Linked DNA regions of Mus musculus: region 1 is linked to region 2. The links are chromatin loops, found by intact Hi-C in ENCODE. Cell type or tissue: heart. All regions are shown on one strand. Links, peaks and the distances in the headings refer to the core of each region. The heading gives the core; the rest is flanking DNA.

Region 1 (7,638 bases), core at 1,351-6,350, 120 kb after region 2:
GAGAATGCAAGGCATAGAAGACCCAAGTTACTTAGGGACGTGACAGCTAAGTTACTGACAGAGCTGGAGTTGAGCACAAGCCCACCCTCTCCAGCACCAGGCGCTTAGACAGTTTGCTTTACTCCTGACAGGAGAGGGGCTGGCATTAGACTGGGGCTGAGAGTGATTAAGCATTCTCCAAGTGAACAATTGGAACGTTCTCCCTAACAGTATAAAAACACAACAGCACAGTGCAGAGGGCAGAGGGGGAGTGAGACGTGACCAATAAACAACTTAACCAACACGCACACTTTTGTATTATGTCTTGAAATTTCATGGAGATGTTTTGAGTGATTGAAGACATAACCTCTTAATGTCTGTCTTCCCTTTGATGCTAAATATGGGTATGGAAGCAAAGAGATAATTTTTTCCTGTGTCATCAGTTACCAATAAAATAAACAAGACCCAACAACAAACAAGCAAGCCAACAATGAATGGGATTTCAAACAGAAGATTTTAGGAAGCAGTGGTAAGGGGCCACTGTGAGAGAGCTGGCCAGCACTGACCCTGGCCACAAGACTCACAGACTGTGTGTATGTGGTCACAAGCATAGCTGAGCCTGAGGACATCTGCATAACTCAACTAGGAAAGCTATGTTACCACTATTTAAAACCCTGGTACAAACAGGTTCAAAGGTCATGAGCAAGATGCACAGGACATTTCAGAGTCCAAAGAGCCAGCTAGTCCACTTGATTCCATGAAATGAAAGGTTTCACTCTGAAGGCCTGGCTGATTATGTTCTCTGTCTTAGCTTTTGTTTCAGGAAAGAGAGCAAGAGGCATGGAGGAGGTCTCCCTGGGTTGTGTTTCATAACACCTGAGGGACACAAAGTCCTTTCTCTAGGCTGTGGTGTGTATTCCCCTGAGCCAGTGCATAAACACACAACACTGGCAGCCTTCCAGGGAAAATAAAAATTATCACGCCAGAAGAAATTTGATGTTCCAGAGCCTCCAAAGCCACAGAGATGAAAACACTACCTATTGTGTGTTCTGTAGTGTGAGTTCTAGGCAACATGAAAGGCAGGAAACCAAGGTAGAATGCTCTTGTGAGTGGAACATAAATTGACTATAAAGTATCTGACTGCTTACTCTAAGTGTGCATTTTCTGCCAACTGTAAACATGATTATGATTAAGCCACACAGTTCTCTTCAACCGGATAGAGACACAGACAGGTTACCAGCTGAGGATTGCTTCCAGGCCCGGGACTATCAGGAGTGAGCGATCTGACCTTTGTGGATTTAGGCTTCCTAGATTTGACTGTGATGTGGGATGGATAATTGCTGAAGGACCTTTAATCTGTAAATCTATTTATCTCATTGATGACTTTAACTTTTCTCTCTCTCCGCTGTGATAAAACACCCGAGCAAAGTAAGCAAAGGAAGGAAGTAGCTTTGATTTACAGATCGGGGGCTCTGGGAGCTGGGAGGGACCTCAGCCAACCACTCCTGTATGCAGAGAGAGAGAGAGAGAGAGAGAGAGAGAGAGAGAGACAGACAGAGACAGAGAGAGACAGAGAGAGAGACAGAGACAGAGAGAGAGAGAGAGAGAGAGAGAGAGAGAGACAGACAGACACAGAGGGCACCCAAGACCCCAGCCCATGCAATAGTGGAATTCACATTTAGGGTAGGACTTCTCAGTTAATTCCAACTAGAAATACCCTTAGTGGTATGCCTAGAATTTGTCTCCTGGGTAATTCTAGATACTGCCAAGTTGGCAATCAGTATCAACTATCCAGTGATATAAATCAGGGTTAGAAGATGAGCTTTTATAAACACACAGTTAATGCTTTAATGATAATAATGGCCAGCATCCATTGGACCAGGAACTTTTCCCACAATACTTTGGAATTTATATGTACAACTAGGTTAAATTTCCCCAGTAGTTCCATGAAATAAGAATGAGTCTCATTCTAATTTTAAAGTTGAGATGACATTAAATTTAATTTAATTTAAAAGAAAAATATTTTTAAGCTAGTGGCCAAACTTCATAGCTAGCTGGGGTTCAAATGCAGGCACTCTATCTCATAGTGCACACATATAAGAATTCTTCAATCCAGCTACTGCAGATTTCAATAGTCATCGTGATCCAGAGAGGACCCAGCCCTGACCATCATAACTATTGCTTGTATGCAGCATAGCCTACCATTCCAGCCAAGCTCTGGCTGAGGCAGAAAGAAATTTTGAAGTAGGTCAATTATTCTGAGGCTTCAGAGCTGCTCTCGTGTGCATAGGCATGTGAGTTTACAAGTGCATGTGCACACGTGTATGTGCAAGGCTGACATTAGTGCATGTGCACACATGTATGTGCAAGGCTGACATGAACACTGAGTGTATTACTTGACCACACTCCAACTTATATAATGACGTATGTGCTCTCCTCTTGCTGAACCCAGAACTTGTCATCTTGACTAATCTGCTTAGCCTGCTTGCTTTGAGATGTGCCGAGACTACAGGCAGGTTGTCCAAACCACATGGTTTTTACATGGGAGCTAGGAACCAAACTCTGGTCATCATGGTTGCTTGGCAAGTGATTTACACACTGAGCTGTCTCCCCAGCTCAGAAAAGGATTTTTTAAAAAATAAACAACAGTACTTGTAGAACCTATGACTTCTCCTCCCCTCTGATTTTGACAACGTCAGCAATAGGGAAGGAGGTGGTGAACAGTTACCCTGTTCAATACTGCATGCCTGCCACAGGCCCTAAATTGTTCCTCATAGGGAAGTCATCACTCCCATTTTACAGATAAGAATACAAAGCCACACGCAGACATTCAGCCGTGAAAGTGTACAATTCCACCCAGCCTTGTTGGTGAAGACAATGCCTCTACTCTCCAGGACTTCCCACTGATAAAAACCAGGTTCTCTGGTCTGTAGCTTCACTCTCAGCAGCTGAGGGCCCTGACCCTGACGCGTATCAGCTGTGGTAGAAAGAAGATCAGTAATGAGCCTCATTGCTGGAAAATGGGCTACACAAACCCCACTAACGAAGTACGCAACAACAGCGACCTCAAACCTACCATTCCAAACCGTCTTCCCTGGTCTCTTTTGGAAGTTTTGTTTAAAGGGCTCTAATGAAGACATGTTTTCCTTCCCCACCCCCGCCTTGGAGAAGCTGAGCAAGGAAGCCAGTGACTAACAGGGGAAAACAAGCTTTGGTTAGATCTGTGCTGTGTGGGAGCCCATGTCACCCTTAGACAGCATTGTCCCCTCATCATTTCACCCTTAGACAGCATTGTCCCCTCACCATTTCACCCTTAGACAGCATTGTCCCCTCACCATTTCACCCTTAGACAGCATTGTCCCCTCACCATTTCACCCTTAGACAGCATTGTCCCCTCACCATGTCACCCTTAGACAGCACTGTCCCCTCGTTCTTGGTGGAACTGTGCCTAGGATGTGGCAGCAGCTGCTATGACTGGTTTGGGTTTTTAAAGATTTCATTTTTCACTATGTGTATATGTGCATGCCTGTTGGGGGAAAGCTGCACATGGGAGTGCTGGTGTCCACTGAAGCCAGAGGCCTCGGATCCCTCCAGAGCAGGAGTTACAGGAGGCTGCGAGCCACCCGGTGTGGGTGGAAGAACTGAGCTTGGATCCCCTGGAAGAGCAGACTCACATGCAAAACCTGAGCTGCCTCTCCAGCCCCTGTGGTTTTTTTATGTTATACATACACAATACCACCTGCCTCACAAATGCAAACTCACCTTTCTCTGTCTCTGTCTCTCTCTCTCTGTCTCTCTCTCTCTCTCTCTCACACACATACACACACACACACACACACACACACACACACACACACACACACACAATATTAACTATAGTTCTCATCTCTACTTCAGTGTACATGTCCACTGGTTGGTATCTTTTTCCACACAAGGAACTGTGACTCCAGGGCGCTGTCACTGTCTCTCCCCAGACCCTAGGCTCCTTTCTAGCAGGACAGGAAGAGAATGACTGAATGACTGGGTTCGTGCTGCCATCTGGTGGCAATGACTCAGATATACAGACCACACATTCTGAGCGTTCTAAATTACCAAGTAAAAACAGGATTCAGCACAGGTACATAACTCCCGAATTCAGACATAGAAGCAGAAATATGATAAGATAAAAGTCAGCCTAGGCTTCACAGTGAGCCAACCAATCAATAAGAAGTTCATTACTTTAAGTGATGTCAAGTAGGTATGAGGCTGGGTGTGGTGGCTCATGCCTGTATCCTAGCCCTTGGCTGGTGGGTGCAGGAGCATCAGTGGGGGCCAGAGGTCATCTTCAGTTACATAGTGGATTTAAGGTCACCCTAGGCTACATGAGACCCTGTCCCAGTAAACAAACAGAAATGTAGGAGGGAGAGGAGGAGGGTGGGAGAGAGGGAGGAGGTGACCAAGTGGTTAGAGTTTGGTTCCAGCCTGAATTTGACATGCTTTGGTTCACATGGTTTTTTTCTCTGCATCCAGGAAGGAAGTGGGGTTTCCAACGCTCAGGCCCGAGCATCGTATAAAATGTGTAATGGCCGCTCTCTGCCTCCCAGGATCACTCCGGAGTTGACAGTGGAAAGGCACACTGCAGTGGTGCGCCATGCACAAAAATGCCTCCTCTCGTGCTTACCTGCCAGCAGGTTCTTCAGGTGTGTTTCCTAGAAAGCCATTCACATCATCCTAGAGGGATCGCACAGTTCTCCTTTATGTGTAAGCTCCTCTCGAAGCAAAGCTTCTACCCCACACAGAGGCTCAGGGCACAGTAAATCCTCTGCAGAGAAAACCCGAGGTTCTCAACGATATAGAATTTGTTTGGAGATTTAGTTAACTCTTCTCCTCTCTCCCTCTCCTCTTCTTCTTCTCCTCCTCCTCCTCCCTTTCTGTCTCTGTCTCTCTCTCTCCCTTCTTTCTATGGCACTGTTAAGACTCCAGCTGAAGGAGAAGGCTCCAGCTAGCCCAGCGTTCTGCCACTAAACTACATGGTGGTCTCTCGTCTTCCCACCCATATTGCCAGCACACTCCCTGCTCAACTATCTGTGTCCTTTCTAAACTTTAAAACTCAAAAAAGTTTCAAGGGCCAGAGGATCAAGACCTGCACTGCAAGACAGTAGCTTCTCTATATGACAGGAAACTATATGCACGAAACACCAACAACATGGCTGCTTAAACAAGACCTGCATTATGGCAGCACCTGTTGGCATGCCAACGCAGATGCAGAAAAGGTCACAAGGCCTTAGATGGACCTGCCTCTAGATTCTTCTAGACGGCTGCTTAGAGGAGGTGAGCCAGTCTTGTCCAGTGACAAGCTCCTGATAGGTTACCCAGGCCGGAGTGGTCAGCCATACACACATACACACACACACACACACACACACACACACACACACACACACACAAAGAGAGAGAGAGAGAGAGGCAACACTAAGAGGACTCAGAGGTGTGTATGCAGATGAGAGGGAAGGGTAGAGAGGAAACAAATACAGGACCCACACATGAAATACTCAAACAAAAGCAAATTAAAATTTAGTGTAAAAGTTTATGTACACACAGAAGTCATTCTCCACCCATCGGCCTCTGCTCTCAGCATCCCATGTGGGCAGCCTTATTTTTTAGTGTTCAGAAAAATGAGAGATGAGAGATCATCACTTTATTTAATAGTTGGCAAATCTCAACTAACCCATATCCACCTAGGGTCAGAGAGAGAAGGAACCAGTTTCAGAAACGGGTTCAGTCTCCCTGGCTCTGTTCTTGGTAATTAAATATACTCTTTGTCCCTAACTGTTACATCAGCCTGCTTTAAGGTGCACACGTGTACAAGCATGCACGCACACACACACACACACACACACACACACACACACACACACACACACATTCAGCTTATAGAACAGACACCAGCATGAGGCATAATGGAACTGTGGTGGCTAGACTAATAAATGTTCCTTGTAGTAATAATGAAATATCCATGAAATGAAATCTCCAAAATAAAAAGAAAGAAGAAAAAAATCCAAAACTGTAGCATAAGGTGACCTCACTTGTTGAAGCCAAGTGTGAAGGGAAATGATTTGAACATGGACTTGTCATTCTCTAAACTGTCCATGAGTCTTTAGGAAATATTCTACAACTCTATTTTTTATGTCTTTGGCTTTTCCATAATAAAAAAGAAAACGCGAATTTTTACAGTAAACCAAGCAGTAGCCATACCTACGGGTCTACGCCCACCTCTCCAGTCTCATCCATCCCAGCACTTTGCTAATCCGAGCTCAGGCTGTGGCTACATTTGTCTTCTCTGAGCACAGTAAGTTCTTTGTCCAGAGACAAGGGGAGAGGATCAGTATCTGAGGGTAGTGTGGCAGGAAGTTTCCCCAAATGTATGAAAGCATCAGACATGAAAGGACGCTGTTGTTTTCTGTGTCTGTTTTCTACTCAGTGCAGCACGCCCACCTTGGTCCATGGCGATCTGATGCCCCAAAGTCAATCTAAATTCACAGCTGACCCCCTGTGGTTGGGCACTTCAACTGAGAAAACCTCAGACACACCGTGAATGATGCCCTCCTGTGTGGGTGACCCTAGACACCAGCAGTAGCAAGGCTGCAGCAGGATTGATGGAGGGCAAGGCCAGCAGAGAGTCTCGGTGGTTACCCAAATGCACTATGTTCTCAAATAGTTTTACTGCAAGACAAATAGAAACAGACATACAGACATGGTGACTAGATGTAACAAAACGATGGCTTGCAGAGAGAACCATCTGAGAAATTTGCAGATGGGGGTGAAAGAACAGAGAAAACTGCAAGCCAGGGTGTTTTATGTCCTCAGGTGTTCCTACATAGGGACACACACACACAGACACACAAACATATATATACACTTACACAGACACACAGTCACAGACATACAAACACACACACACACACGTGTGTGCACACACATACATATGCACACACACACAGATACACACACACATGTGTGCACACACATACACATGCACACACACATAGATACACACATACAGATGCGCACACAGATACACGCCAATACACACAAACGCAGACACACAGATACACACAGAGACACACACAGACAGACATGCACACACGGCCCACTGTAGAAGTGTGGCCTTAAGCAGGACAAGACAAAGGACACATTGCACATGTACTGCTGAGTGCTGAGTCATGAAGATGTTTGTAAGGCTTTGTCCCCGTTCTCCTCACCTTGGCAAGAATCGACGGTCCCTAGACCCCAGAATAGCTCCACATGTGACTCCCAGCTGACTGGGACGCAGACCGCACCTGGCATGGTGAGCATGGAGCATTCCCAAAAAAGTGATGACCCAGAATCCATCGTCCTGCCAGAATCAGGTCAGAGGAACTTAAGGGGAGAAATCTGCCGCCTGAAACATCTTTATGGTATGAGAAGTACCTTTGTATGGTAGCTTGAATTGTATACAGCATTGAAAGGCATTGTCGTCCATGGTTAAGAATCAGATGAGTGTTGGGCTTGGAGCTCAGTGGGAAAGCGCTTGCCTAGTGTGTAGTGAGGCTCTCAGCATCCCTCCAAAATGTCCCAACATAAACCTCTGTCTGTCTCTCTGACACTATGCTAATCAGAGAGTGAGTTATTCTGAGCCTA
Region 2 (7,638 bases), core at 1,085-6,084:
GAGTGAAGCTCTTCTCCCTTACTTAAACCTTATTTCTGTATTTTGATGTGCTAACAGCAAACAAACCAAGAGGGAAATTAAGAAAACAATAGCATTTATAACAGCACCTAAAAAAAAATCAAGATATGTGGGGATGATCACAATAATTTTATTTAAAATGATTGAATAACTGAATAAAAATATTCACTCAACCTGGTGTAACAGTCAGTAGCTTGAGCATTTTCTATCACACCTGGAGGTCAATTCGGGAATGTAGAGTCCTAATGACAACACAAATCACTTTCATCCCAACTACCAATGTTTGCCATAATTGACTTTTTATTGTGTGAATTTAAAACTAATGAGGATGGTTTAAGAAGTTACTTCTTTTATTCTTTAGTTGGATGAGAAATTTTCCATTTACAAAGTAATAAAGCAAGGCTCTGCAGTGCAGCACAGTTGGCAGAAGCATCAGAAATTTATAGCAAGTCTGAGAATAGCCTAGGCCACACATGATCTTCTTCAAGAAAAGTTAATAAGTCAAGACCCATATGTTTTATTTTTTCTTTTGCAAAAAGACCAGGGTTGGTATATTTACTTCACTGCTTGAAATCAAACAGATCTAGGGATCAAAACATTAGACCTGTCTAAGTGTGTACAAATTGCATCTAGTTTTGTTTTTTTTTTAAACTTATGTTGTTATTTATTTTGGTGATTTCTTTTCTTTTTTTTTTTTTTTTTTTTTTTGTTTTGTTTTGTTTTGTTTTGTTTTGTTTTGTTTTGCTTTTAGTGTTTGAGACAGCATCTTGCTATGTGGTTTCTGATGTCCCAGAACATTCAATGTAAACCAGGCTGGCCTTGAGCTTGTACCAACCTTCCCAGCTGTCTGTGTTCCCAGCATGCCCCCAGGGCTGAGTTTTGGTTTGGTGTAGCTAATTGAATTCTTCCTGTCCCCTGCTTTGTGTCTCTAGGTCAGCTAACCATGATTGTAGGCCAAGTGGGTTGTGGAAAATCATCTCTTCTCCTTGCCATCCTTGGTGAGATGCAGACCCTGGAAGGAAAAGTTTACTGGAACAAGTAAGCGTGTTTGTTCTGTTTTCCTCCCCTGTTGTGATAAAAGCTCAGCAGAAGCAACTAGGGGAGGGAGGGAAGGGCTGGTTTGGCTTACATGTCTGAGTTGCTCCCCACCAGTGAGGGAAGTCAGGGGAGAAACCAAGGAGGAACTTGTAGCAGAAACCACAGAGGAATGCTGCTTGCTGGTTCACCTACCTCACACTTAGCTAGCTCTCCTATACAGCCCAGAGCTACATGCTCAGGAGAAGGTGCCACCCACAGTGGGTTGGGTCTACCTCTAATAATTAACAATGAAGACAGTCTTCCAGACATGCCCATAGATCAGTCTGATCTAGATAATCTTTTAATTGAGAGAATGCCTTTCTCAGGCGACTCTAGGCAAGTTGACAGTTGGTACTATGTAGGACATTGTTTTAAATTTGTTTCTCCACACAGCTAAAAACCTTCAAGAGACTACCACAATAATTCTCCAAATCACAAACCAAGAATCTCTGAAATATGTATGGCATAAAAACATAAGTCAGAGAAATATCAAAACCCAATAGAAACCTCAAATGCCATAAAGTTATAAAATAATCCGCTGTGATGGTTTATGGTTGTATAAAATAGTGCATGCTAAGATGAAAGGTGGGGTGGTGAAGACACAGCTTTAAATGTAAATAGGGAACACTCAAAATTCATTCTGTCATAAAATAAGTTGTGGAAAATTCACACTATTTATAAAGCTTAAATGTAAACAGATCAACAAGGGCTCAGTGTTCGGGAAACCAATATCAAATGATCTGTCTAAAGCCTTTGTAAGGGGCTGAAAATCAACAATTTCTCTCCACATTTAATGTAAACCACTCATTAAAGGTTTCAAGAAAATGCACTCATGTGCTGCTTAGAAGACGTGAAGAGGAAGGTACCTAGCCTGGTGCTCTTCAAGTGCTAAAAGAAGGGTTTGCAAGGAGCAAACACCTCAGCTGACACTAAGAGAGGTCACTCATTCAGGGAACGGAGGCAGGGGGGGTCTTCAAAAGACATTGCGTAATGAAGTGATGAGGGGCTATACTACTACAGAACTGAGTACTGAAGACCAAACTAGGTTAAGTTAGTTTGGCCTACCTAGTTGAGTCCTCCTAGGCAGTATATGAAGGAATGGTTGTAACTTTTGTCAAATAAATAAGAGTTCTGTCTAGGAGTTCATGTCTAGTTGTGATTCTTCCCTGGTGAGCATAGCAGTGGCAGGAGGCACACTTGGGAACTATGCTGTTGGTTTTCTGGTTGCTAGAGGCCAGAGGTGTCTGCTGAGCAGTCTGAGCTGCGTGGTGAAGCCCTAAAACTAAGCATCCTCCTGTTGTGTGCATCAGTGGTGCCAAAGTTGAGAAGTCTCCCTCTCAAGGGCTCAGTTTTGAATGCATCCCATATAGTGCAGCCAGCTGTTCATGTACCCAGGTTTCTCTGGGGAAAATATTGTTTCTGGGTCCTTTAGTATACACTGCGCTTGAAATACGCATTATGAGAAAGAATGGTTTGGCTGCGAAATTTGACCTAGAACTCTTGCTTGCAGTATCACTGGCAAGAAAAGAAAGCTCAGAAAAGTTTAGCATCTGCTTTATCTGCCTTGGATAAATCAGAAGGCAGTAGCCATGTTCACTCACACTCAGAGGAAAGCTCAGGATATAACTGTCCTTCAGTTTGGTGTTAATCACTGCAGTCAGATACTAAGCGGTGTTTGTCCTCTGACTTTCACCCTCTGTTCTGAATGAAGAAGCAGATCCTACTGGACTAAGTCACGTGATATGACAGTGCCCTCATAATCAAATTACTTGGCTCTCATTTAACATTGCTTTATCAAAAATGGGAAGGATGTGAGGTGGTGAGGGAAATCCCGAGGTCTACTCACACCTCCACAGAGTGCTGATCTTCTGGGCTGGTACTCTGGTTGAGTCGATCTGATCCTGGGCATCACCTTCTGTGATTATTATAATTTTTAAACTAAATTAACAACATGACAATGTGAAAATACGTTTTGTTGTTTCTTTGCATTCCAAAGCGTATAGACCATAGATGTTCCATCTTATTCTATAAAAAGAATGTATATTGGTGGAAAATGGTGCTAAAGAAGTCAAGAGCGAAGCTAAAGTTTGGACAGTAACACTTGAATGTATTTTTACACAGTTTAGACCATGGCATGCACATGTCCACATACAAACTCATAAGGTATTTAATTTTAAAGCACGACATCCTTAAAGGCACTGGGCATCCTTTAGGCATTACCTCCCTCTGCCTCCTGGTCACTTGATACTGAATGCATATTTTCTATATTCAGATGACCTCCTTGTTTAGTTCCTAGTAAAACTTGTGGTCTGTCTCTCCTCTTATGAATGTAGTAAGGTACAGTAGCTCATGTCAGTGGTCCCATGCCCCAGGATTATGAGGAAGAAGGAGCATGACATTGAGGCTAGCCTGGGATGTATAATGAGACCTCGTCTGAGAAGCAGCCTAATCCAACCAACCAACCAACCAACCAACCAACCAACCAACCAACCAACCAAACAACCAGCTAACCAGCCAGCCAGTTAGCCACCGAGCCAACTAACCAACCAACCAACCACCAACCAACCAATAAACTAACTAACCAACCAACCAACCAACCAACCAACCAACCAACCAACCAATCAACCAACCAACCAGCCAGCCAGCCAGCCAGCCAGCCAGCCAGCCATAGATGTCTTTTCCTTAGTTGTCTGTTCACATTCAGGATTCCGCTTTCTCTGTTCTCTGCTTCTGTATTTGCAGAAGTACCCATCTCAGCATGCATCTTCCCAACACTTCAGTTTCCACTCTCTGCTCCTGGTCTTTCGTCCTCTTGTAAACAAATGAGGATTGTCAGAATCATTTACTGATTTTTTTTTGTAAGTAATAAGGGAATGGAAACTGGGACTTTGTTATCTAACACATTTGTCAGGACAGGAAATCATTCCAAAGTCCTTATTTGCTTTCTGGACCTCCCTCGGGCTTTGAGTTCTGTTTCATGGCCAAGGTCATTTGGAAATTCCCTAGGCACCTCAAACTGAAGGCAGTTGATGCTAAAATCTCTGTTTTTCCCCCCATCACAAGCACTTACCTCCTGTGTCCGTTGTCTCTAACCTCCTCCTCTGTCCTTCTACCACATGGCTCTCAGGGCTTGAACTCAGGTCTGTCAGGCTTGGCTACCAGGAATTTACCCAATGAGTTATCTCTCCAGCTCCAATAAATACTTTGATTGATATTGAACATAGCAGGAATGTATTCAACCATTATTTGGATAAGTTGGTGGTTTCCAAGGTCTCCTTGTGGGATGACACAATTAGTTGTGTGATGAACATTTCCATACAGATGAATACAAATGGTTCCATTAACCTCCAACACATCTGCTTTTTCTTCCACAGATGACCTAAGTAATGTTACTACTAAAACATTAAGGTCGGATGTCTTGCTACCTAAAACTGGGAAATGAATATTTTTGTACTTGCTGTTTATGAGTTACTTAAATCGGGGGATAATTATTGAGGGACTTTTTAGTTTGTTATTTTATTCTTCTTGTATTTAGTGGTATTATGGCTCTTTGCTTCCATTAAACATGCTAACATGTCATTAGCAATGTGTAATCGTGGAATTTACTCTTAACAGTTCTAAGACAAATTTATTACTAGAGGACGTAATTACATACATATCCCCGTCTCACACACACACACAAATGCATAGGACACTACCTGAAGTAAAATAGCTATTTTTGGATTAGATCAATTGTGTAAAGCTACTGAATCTAGAGATTTCAAAATAATATACTTCAGGGGAACCTAAATGCTTCAAAATTCAAATACAAAATATTGATCGCCAATGCTTTTTTTCCTGTCACAATGGAGGCATAACTACATGCAATTAGTCCAATCCCACTTTGCCATGGATCTCACCACTTCATTGTTGTGTCCGGATGTTTTAGTTTGAACCTGTTGCATGTCTATATTTCTTACATGATCCTAGAAGTGAGACACCTGGGCTTTGAGTGTCTTCCATGTTCACATTCTCAACGTATTTCTTCTGACCCTTTCTCAGGGTAGTGGATGAGAAATTTAAGTAGATTAAAATAAAAGTTTAATGATAGGGAGAAGTAGGAAATACAGACCTGCAGGCAACTGTGTTTTAGAGAAATGATTCAAGTTTCCAGAGCAGAACGGGACATAGGGTTCAAGCTGTGACATGAAGCAGAAGCTTGTGTGGGAGCTATCAGGGCTTGCTATCATCTGGAAGCTTAGTGATGGCATATTTCCTTCCCCGACTGAGGAAGACAGGAAAGAAGAAAATTATTTATGCGGTTTGTCTTTGAAATACATTGAAAGAGTGTTTCTGGTGACTGTTTATTGCATACCTGGTTTGCATACACGTCCACTGTGGCTACCTGTCATCATTAATGAGCATTGTTTGCCGTACTTACAGTGTAAATGAATCTGAGCCTTCTTTTGAAGCAACCCGAAGGTATTATTTCTATTTTCACCCGAGTTTAATAAGAATAACTTCCTCCCTTAGTCTTTAATCTCTCACTCCAGTTTCCCTCTTCATTGTGATGGTGTGCAGTCATTTTTAACATGCCTACAATATTTCCAAGAGCAGTGGCTCACAAAAGGATTAATTTGTCAAGCTTATGCCTGCAATCCAGTATGTAAACCCTGAGGCAGGAGAATAGGCTTGCTTTCTAAGCCATTCTTCTTTCTACACTGAGCTCCAGATAGTCCAGGCTGCAGGGAGAGTCTGTCTCAGCAAAGACAGAAGGAGAAAAAAAAAAAAGAAAAAATTTAATTTGGCAAACAAATTGTGTCAACTGTTTCTGTTTTAATGGATTTCATGCCTTTCTAGTTTGGCTGAAAAATCAAACTGTATTTAGTAAAGGAGTTTGAGAACTCATTAAATAAAAACATGCATTAATTGAGCCTCCAATGTTATTTGAGAGAACCCTGAAAGGGAGAGCCCACGCTTTAACAAAACAAAAGGAAACAAAGCCAAACCAAACTCAAGCCCAAATCTCAATGAAGCTCTGGGTTAGATCCCCAGCATCCAAAGACAGTCCCCAGAGTAAGGGGAAGGGCAGGCAGACACGCCAGGCTTGGGGACCACTGCTTTCCTGTGTCTGTAGTGATCTAAAAGATGACTGTCACACTAGACTCTAATGTCCTCCGAAGCCCCAACATACCCTGCTTCCCAGTGACCATTTAGCTTTTCTCGATTCTTCCCCCCTAACCTTCCTTTTCTGTTAACTACAACCCCATCATCTCATCATAACTGACACATCATGAACTAACCATGGAAATCTGACTCTGAAGCTCATCCACTCCCTTCCCCAGCCTGGCCACATCATCTCCTGGTTCTTCAGCTCACATGAATTCTGAAATGACTGCCAGTTAAAGTCTAAGTACAAGCGTCTGATAACATCCATAAGCTCGAGAAATAGAAAAGAGTCAAGGAATTTATCACCTTTTATTTTGTGTCTTTCTCTTAAAGACATTTCTTAGTTATTTGAGAATTTTATACAACCTATTGTGATTGTGGTCACCCGTCCCCCAACTCCTCTCCTTAAAAATATTTTGTATGTTTGAAATATGGAACTTAAATGTTGTTTTAACATTGACGCAGACTCCTCTAGATATCATTCTTTATTTTGAAATATTTATACGTTATCTATGACTTGAAAATATATCTATGTGACTAAGCCACAAACGGATGCTCTAATTCTAGTTTCAATTCATGTTTCTTGAAGGTCACCATAAAAAAATCCACTATTATATAAAGTGAATTTAATACAAACCAAAACATCTGTGGCTACTAAAGAGAGTGAATTATTAATAACCCTTTAATCTTAAATTAGAAAAGAAATTTTCGTTTAGCAGTTTATAGCATTGAACACTTCAGCGCAGAAGAATCAAATTTTACTTATCACATGACATTTTAATTAGATCCAGATCCCCATAATTGAAGTGGCTTATTTAGTAATCGTGTTCTAAGGATGGTGGCCTCTGCCTTCTTCTCTAGTTGTCTACTCTGTGTCTCCCCTCTCAGGTCTCATTCCCCTTAGTTATACAGAAATACTCAGCACAGCCCTTTGTGTAATCTGGGTTGTGTGTGTCCTCTTTACAGCAGAAGCAGGTATTCTGTGGCTTACGCTGCCCAGAAGCCTTGGCTCCTAAATGCTACAGTTGAGGAAAATATCACTTTTGGAAGTCCTTTCAACAGACAGAGGTAACTTTGCATGTATAGATTTTACAACCGAAACAACCACATGTGAGCCATGAATTTGGAGCCAATTCACTTATTGAGAAGTGATGCCCCAAAACTAAATGGGGGAAGAAGAGGGTCAGAAGGGGTGGGGAAGGAAAGGGAGGTGAGGGAAGGGAACAGAGGGAGGAAGGGATCGGGAAAAGGACACAGAGGAGGGGAGTGGGCAGAGAGCAAGAGAAGGGAGTGATTATGGTCAGAGTGTATAACACACTTGGGGGAACATCTGTATTCTAGAAGACACTGAATCCCACTTCTCCCAAAGGTACAAGGCTGTCACCGATGCCTGCT

Evidence for each region. A loop is a pair of places that touch in the nucleus more often than their neighbours do. Peaks named below come from ENCODE experiments on the same cell type or tissue, not always from the same donor. Only the 100,000 strongest peaks of a DNase experiment are listed, where the experiment ranks them.
Region 1: it touches region 2 in a loop (2.2-fold over the local background); 9 of 42 quality-filtered maps call a loop at or near these places.

Annotation. Positions count from the first base shown.
Region 1 is chr6:142,521,445-142,529,082 of GRCm38, reverse strand. It overlaps Gm46979 (a long non-coding RNA gene), which reads right to left. Exons shown (of 5, transcript XR_001785405.1): 1 at 7,221-7,638; 2 at 6,549-6,681; 3 at 4,640-4,780. Among named protein-coding and RNA genes, the nearest start is that of Gm46979, 4.1 kb to the right of the region's middle. In heart, for the core only: a CTCF peak has its summit at 4,033 (motif pointing left); a DNase peak (open chromatin) is centred at 3,982.
Region 2 is chr6:142,645,945-142,653,582 of GRCm38, reverse strand. It overlaps Abcc9 (ATP-binding cassette, sub-family C (CFTR/MRP), member 9), which reads left to right. Exons shown (of 40, transcript NM_011511.2): 18 at 951-1,056; 19 at 5,518-5,556; 20 at 7,210-7,311; 21 at 7,613-7,638. Among named protein-coding and RNA genes, the nearest start is that of 5330439B14Rik, 35 kb to the right of the region's middle. In heart, for the core only: no CTCF peak of the experiment used is centred there; a DNase peak (open chromatin) is centred at 4,092.